Regions from separate parts of the Homo sapiens genome. Here region 1 is linked to region 2. A link is a contact called in ENCODE Hi-C or POLR2A ChIA-PET data. All regions are on one chromosome and are shown on one strand. Each heading gives the region's core, a stretch centred on a gene start or an enhancer-like site at or near the end of the contact. The rest is flanking DNA. Distances are from core to core; before and after follow the strand shown. Region 1 overlaps RASA1 (RAS p21 protein activator 1). Region 2 overlaps LOC101929380 (a long non-coding RNA gene).

Region 1 (2,700 bases), core at 160-2,659, 130 kb after region 2:
CTATGATAGTTTTCCTATAAAATTTGTTAGTTACAACTTTTAGTTTGGGTTTCCCTCTCCTTGCTGTACCACCATCTTCTCCATCCTGATTACTTCAAGAAATTGCACTATAGTTGAACTTTTCTTGAGCTCTTGGAATTCTGGATCAAATTTAACAAGATAACCTTTAAAGAAAAGTGAAAATTACTCAATGTATACAGAAAAATAATAATAACAACCCAAACCAGAATAAGGAGACATGACCTCACATCAGTACAAGGGATCAAGGAAAAAGTTAGCAACTCAGTATGAGTGAATAATGTGATGTGGTTGCTAAAAATGAATATAGTAACATTATAAATTAATAGTGGAGTAATTCCACGTCATTTATAAACAATTTTCACTCCAATATGTAGAATAACTTTCATGATGGGCTTTATTAGAGGGTAGTGAATTCTTTGTAGATTGAAAAACCATTTGGACATTGTCTAGTCTGTGAAGATGTTTCGGGCATTCAGTTAGTGGTTAGATTTAAGGAATTTCTCCTTCTAAAATTCTAATTACAGTTCCCCAAACACATTTATACTTTCATGTATTAACTCTAGAATGTATGCTCTCTGAGGGGAGGGATTTTTGTCTCTGATTCACTGATGTATTACCATTGCCTAGAATAGTGTCTGGCATTAGTAGGCATTCAGAAAATGTTTGTTGAGTAAATGAATGTTTCTATGTTTATAGTTTTCCCTCTTCCTTGACATTCTTGCCCTGATAGATTGCCTTGTAAAATTTGATTCATCTTTATGAGCTCAGTTCATATGTCATCCCTGTTTCACAGAGGATTTATGCCTTTCTGGAGTCTCTTAGGCAAAATTGTTTCCTTCTGTATTTCCATAGCACCTTGCTAATTCTGCATTCTGTTACACTGTCTAAAATTAATAATTGTGTAAAACTCTTCTACAAGAGATTAACTCCTTTTGGGCAGTGACACAATGATAATGCTATTCATTTTTATAGTTTTTTTTTTTAAGCCTACTCCCTTGGATATAGTAACATTCAGTGAGTGTTTGATTTTAGTTTGATTAGGTATTTAATGAGTGAGGACCAAATTGTGAGAAGTAAATCCACATGTAGTTAGACCATTTTTCTCCATAATAGTGGAATGAGTAACACTATTGTATCTTAAATCAGAGGAATATAGAATAAAATAAAGTTCAAAACATAGTAAAAGGGGGATGTCTTTTATATTGAAAGTAGAAGTTGATGTTCACTTTTTACGGGCTCAGAATGTCTTACTGAAGAGGTAGCATTTGAGATAGTTCCTTCCCAGATTGGTTAGGTATTTATCTAACAAGTAGAAAGCAAAAAGTGGAAAGTACATTCTAAGAACAAAAAGTACAAGCTACAGTGGTGGGAGATTGGCAAATAGGAAGTTATGTGTGACCATGGTATAGGAACCAAAAAACAATTGGTAGTATGAGACAGGAAATGTAGACTTGAGTCCTGTGGTAAACGACTTCAGTTGCAGAATGAGAAATTTGTAGGCAGTAGAGAGGTGTTTTTTTTTTGTTTGGTTTTTCTTAATGTAGGGCACAGCTGCTGTTGAAACTGATGTATCCAGATTAGAGTGGTGGAGTAGGACATAATTATATTAGTTGGGCTGTTGTTTAAGAAAAGTCGATAAGAGGGCCTGAGTTAGGGTAATGGCAACAAGAAAAGATTAAGAGAGGTTTGGAAAGATATTTACTGAACAGAAACATCTTTTTTTATATAAACATAAATAAGGATAGTGTGGGGATATGTTTGCAGATACGATTTTCATGAATTTTAATAAAAATTGATTAATAGTTAATTATATAAAATACTGTCTTAATGTCTTCCCTTTAGGGCCGGGAAGAAGATCCACATGAAGGAAAAATGTGAGTTTGTGTTAATTATTAAAATGAAAAAAAAAATCTATATTGTAAATTTACTAATTGGAAAACTTTGGCCAAAAAAATTGTTTTTTAAGGTTTTGGACTGACTTAACTTTTAAATTTGGCTTAGGGAACTGATTTCTAAATATTTTCTTAAGGATCTAGTGATAAAGTCTTGTTTTTAAATAAAAGGTAGCTGATAACTAAATATAACTCTTTTTATCACCACACTGAAGACTTTGAATAAACACTACATTTATAACATTATGAATGTCACAATTTGGCACATTTTAAAATTATTCATAGTATTTCTTGGTTATTCATAGTATTTCTTGTTTTATAGCCACATCTTTTATCCCCCCAAAATAACGGTTCTTCACAATTTTAATAAGATTCAGCAAGGTCTTTTTTTTTCATAATCTTCAGACTGATTTTATGTATATGTAAGTTTTCTTTTGAAGATCTGAACCATTAATCCCAATTCTCTCTTACTCACATTTTAATAGACTATTCATCTCCTAATATCTTTTCAGTACAACATTTTTTCTTATCTTTCAGCATTTAGGGATGGAACTTGAGGCTTGCCTCAAGTGTTTGCTTTTTCTGTTTTCTAACCATTAGAATATAAAAACATTCAACTGACTACTCCATTTGCAGTCACCTTGTTTAATGCTTCACCCTTCTGTAAGTGGAATATGTAAGATATATTCTGAGTTCATTTTTATTGTTTCTTGTAGCTACAAAATAGATTCCATTAGTGAGACTGTACCCTGCTGTTTGTATTAGTTTGAAGTCTCCTCTCTACCTA
Region 2 (2,701 bases), core at 109-2,608:
TATAAAGCCATTACTAATTGTTCCACTTGCATAACATATAATTAAAAGGAAGGTTTATGGTTCCAACACTATTACAGTAGCAGAGAAAAATGTCCTACCATAAGGCTAAGAACTAGGAATTGGCTTTGATTTGAACAATGATAATTATTACAGCCAACATCTACAAATAATACAGGCTATACTTATAGCTTACTGTTACTTACATGAATTATTACAACGAACATTTTTTAAACATTGACATTGCCAAGCATCATGCATTTCATATAAATCAACTTTAATCTTTACACTAAGCACCCCCTACAGGGAAGTATTATTTTCCTATTTTACTAATGAGAAAACTGAGACTAAGGGAGGTGAAGTGACCTGACCAAGACGGTATTTAGGATGTGCATTTTGAATCTCTGTATCATTTGTCCCCCAAAACGCCAAACTTACTAATTTCTATTCAGCCTCCCAGGCTCACAGAACCAAGCCCAGAAGTCAGAGTATAAGGTCTGTAGCACAGTATATAATTCAGCTAACTGGAGCAAATAAATGACTTGAATTTTAAAAAAAAAAATTAGGATCTGAGCTAGATAGAGGTTAGCTCTTTTCTTGGCTTTCTACTTTAACTTTGCTTCACATTCATCCAAAAGAGAAATGGGACTGAAAGCACAGATAATCATAACTAAGCCCTTAGTCATTGTTATTTTATTATTAATGTACTTGGAGGAAAATAAACTTCCTAACCTTCTCTTGAATTCTCTGAGTTAGCCAAACAATCCCAGATAATCCTTTTCTATGACCAATGGGCTAAAATTTAAAAAAAAAGAAAATAATTATAATAGCAACTATAAACCAGATTTAAACCCATCGTAACTGAGTATAACAAGTCTCCCAAATTCCACTTTTCCTCATACCTACCTTAGCACACTTGCTTTGCTAGTCCAGCTATAATTGAAGAACAATTAACGTTAGCATCACATAATATATAAAAGGGAAAGAGACTACTTTTTCCACAGCCAGTGCCTTTTGGAGGTGATCCTCATACAAATTGTGTATTTTGGGTGATTTATACTTGCAATATTTTTCTTAAATATAAATAAAAGCACTCATATAGACAAATAAGCAGAAATAGTTCTCATTGAATTTTCATATTCTAGATTTTTTTAATTAAATGGTGATGAAAGGCTGGTATTTAGATTTGGCAAACAGACACCTAAAGGAAATTTTAAAATTTGGCAGCAGACTGCCATGGTATTCATTTATGATAGTAATTTTGAAATCGACAGGCCTTATTCTGTAGACAGCCTTTGATAGAGCTGTTTCAAAATGAGTGAGATTTATTTAAATCATTTCCTCCACCTCAAGAACTTGAGCTTGACAGACATGGACTAAACTAATCTAACCTGTTTTTCAATATCTGGATCTACTGGGAAGCCAGCCAACCAAGAAGAAATAAAAACTCTCTAATGTGGTAGAAACAAAATCACATATAGCATAGCTAGATGAAAAAAAAAATGTAGTTGGGAAACCCACATTGATCTCAGTCGAAAGTGGACTGAATTTGTATGAATACCTGTACCAAAAATCAATCTTTGACTAAAAATGTAGAAGAGAAAAGTACAGTTAAATATGTGAATGGAAAATGGGCTTACTTTACATTGTATAGTGAGTCTTTCAGAGGCACAACCTGACTGAATGCCAAAATTATCAGGGGGAATTTCTGGCAAATATTTTGCCATCCCATACCTGGAGGCTGTGATGGGACTGCCTCAGGATTAGGCTTGGAACATAGAGGATTCCTTTAAAAACAAAACTAAACAAAAAAACATGGAGGTATGGGGGCAGAAATAGTCCCAATAGTGCCAGTTCACCAATATAGGTGCACTCTGATTAGAAAGAACAGTAAGAAAGACAGAAGTTAGACCCACCCTAGAAACCTCAGATTGGGATGACTGTTGGGGCCTCAGAGTTCTCTGGGTAGACTGGAGAATCAAGCAGAAATTGGCTACTTAGAAGAGACCAAGGAGAAGGAAAAGTCATAAAAAGAGAGAGGGAATACACAAATAATAAATTTAGCTGACTTGATCACTGTGCCTCTGGAGAGACTCACCTGAAAATCAAAGGCACAAAATCTAATTGGCCTGAAGACATATTTCCAGCCAGTAAAATTTATCTTAATCTTACCCTCACCTTCATCTTTATTAACATTATAATTATATTCTGCAGTTTATTCCTAAAAAATATCTTAGAGATTATCTAGCTCAAACTGTTCAATTAGAGGATATGAAAACTGAAACCAGAATCATTTAGTGATGGGCCCAAGGTTAGCTAATAAGTTAGTTGCCAGAATCTCCTTCAGACAACTAGGTCAAGTTTCTTATTATTCTATGCCAATGTTTGCCAATCCTCAGTCATTTCTGTCTCCTCTTCACTTTTTGCCTCGTCTTAGTATCACCAATACTATCATCTTTTTCTGAAATTGATTCAGTTTTTACTTAATACATTTACATAAAGAAAAATAATTTTTATTATACTTTAAATTCTGGGATACATGTGCAGAACATGCAGGTTTGTTACATAGGTATACATGTGCCATGGTGGTTTGCTGCACCTGTCAACCATCTACATTAGGTATTTCTCTGAATGCTATCCCTCCCTTTGCCCCCACCCAGCAACAGGCCCTGGTGTGTGATCTTCCCCTCCCTGTGTCCATGTG

The links. Hi-C counts contacts between places; a loop is a spot of excess contacts on that map. ChIA-PET counts read pairs that join two places held with the same protein, here RNA polymerase II (POLR2A). Pooled maps may share reads with other maps.
Region 1: a map with no recorded cell type shows a loop between it and region 2 (4-fold over the local background). The contact joins two enhancer-like sites. A Hi-C loop is called at or near these places in 1 of 37 single-sample maps with no recorded cell type and 2 of 50 pooled maps. POLR2A ChIA-PET finds 5 or more read pairs at or near these places in 2 of 52 experiments (activated CD8-positive, alpha-beta memory T cell and activated T-cell).

The regions. Positions count from the first base shown.
Region 1 is chr5:87,339,427-87,342,126 of GRCh38, forward strand. It overlaps RASA1 (RAS p21 protein activator 1), which reads left to right. Exons shown (of 25, transcript NM_002890.3): 6 at 1,864-1,895. It also overlaps a transcript of CCNH not described here. Among named protein-coding and RNA genes, the nearest start is that of CCNH, 72 kb to the right of the region's middle. Within about 2 kb of position 1,410, at least 4 of the 41 ENCODE cell types and tissues checked have a DNase peak (open chromatin) inside an H3K27ac peak, as active enhancers do.
Region 2 is chr5:87,209,578-87,212,278 of GRCh38, forward strand. The region is part of intron 2 of LOC101929380 (a long non-coding RNA gene); the gene reads left to right. Among named protein-coding and RNA genes, the nearest start is that of LINC01949, 28 kb to the right of the region's middle. Within about 2 kb of position 1,359, at least 2 of the 41 ENCODE cell types and tissues checked have a DNase peak (open chromatin) inside an H3K27ac peak, as active enhancers do.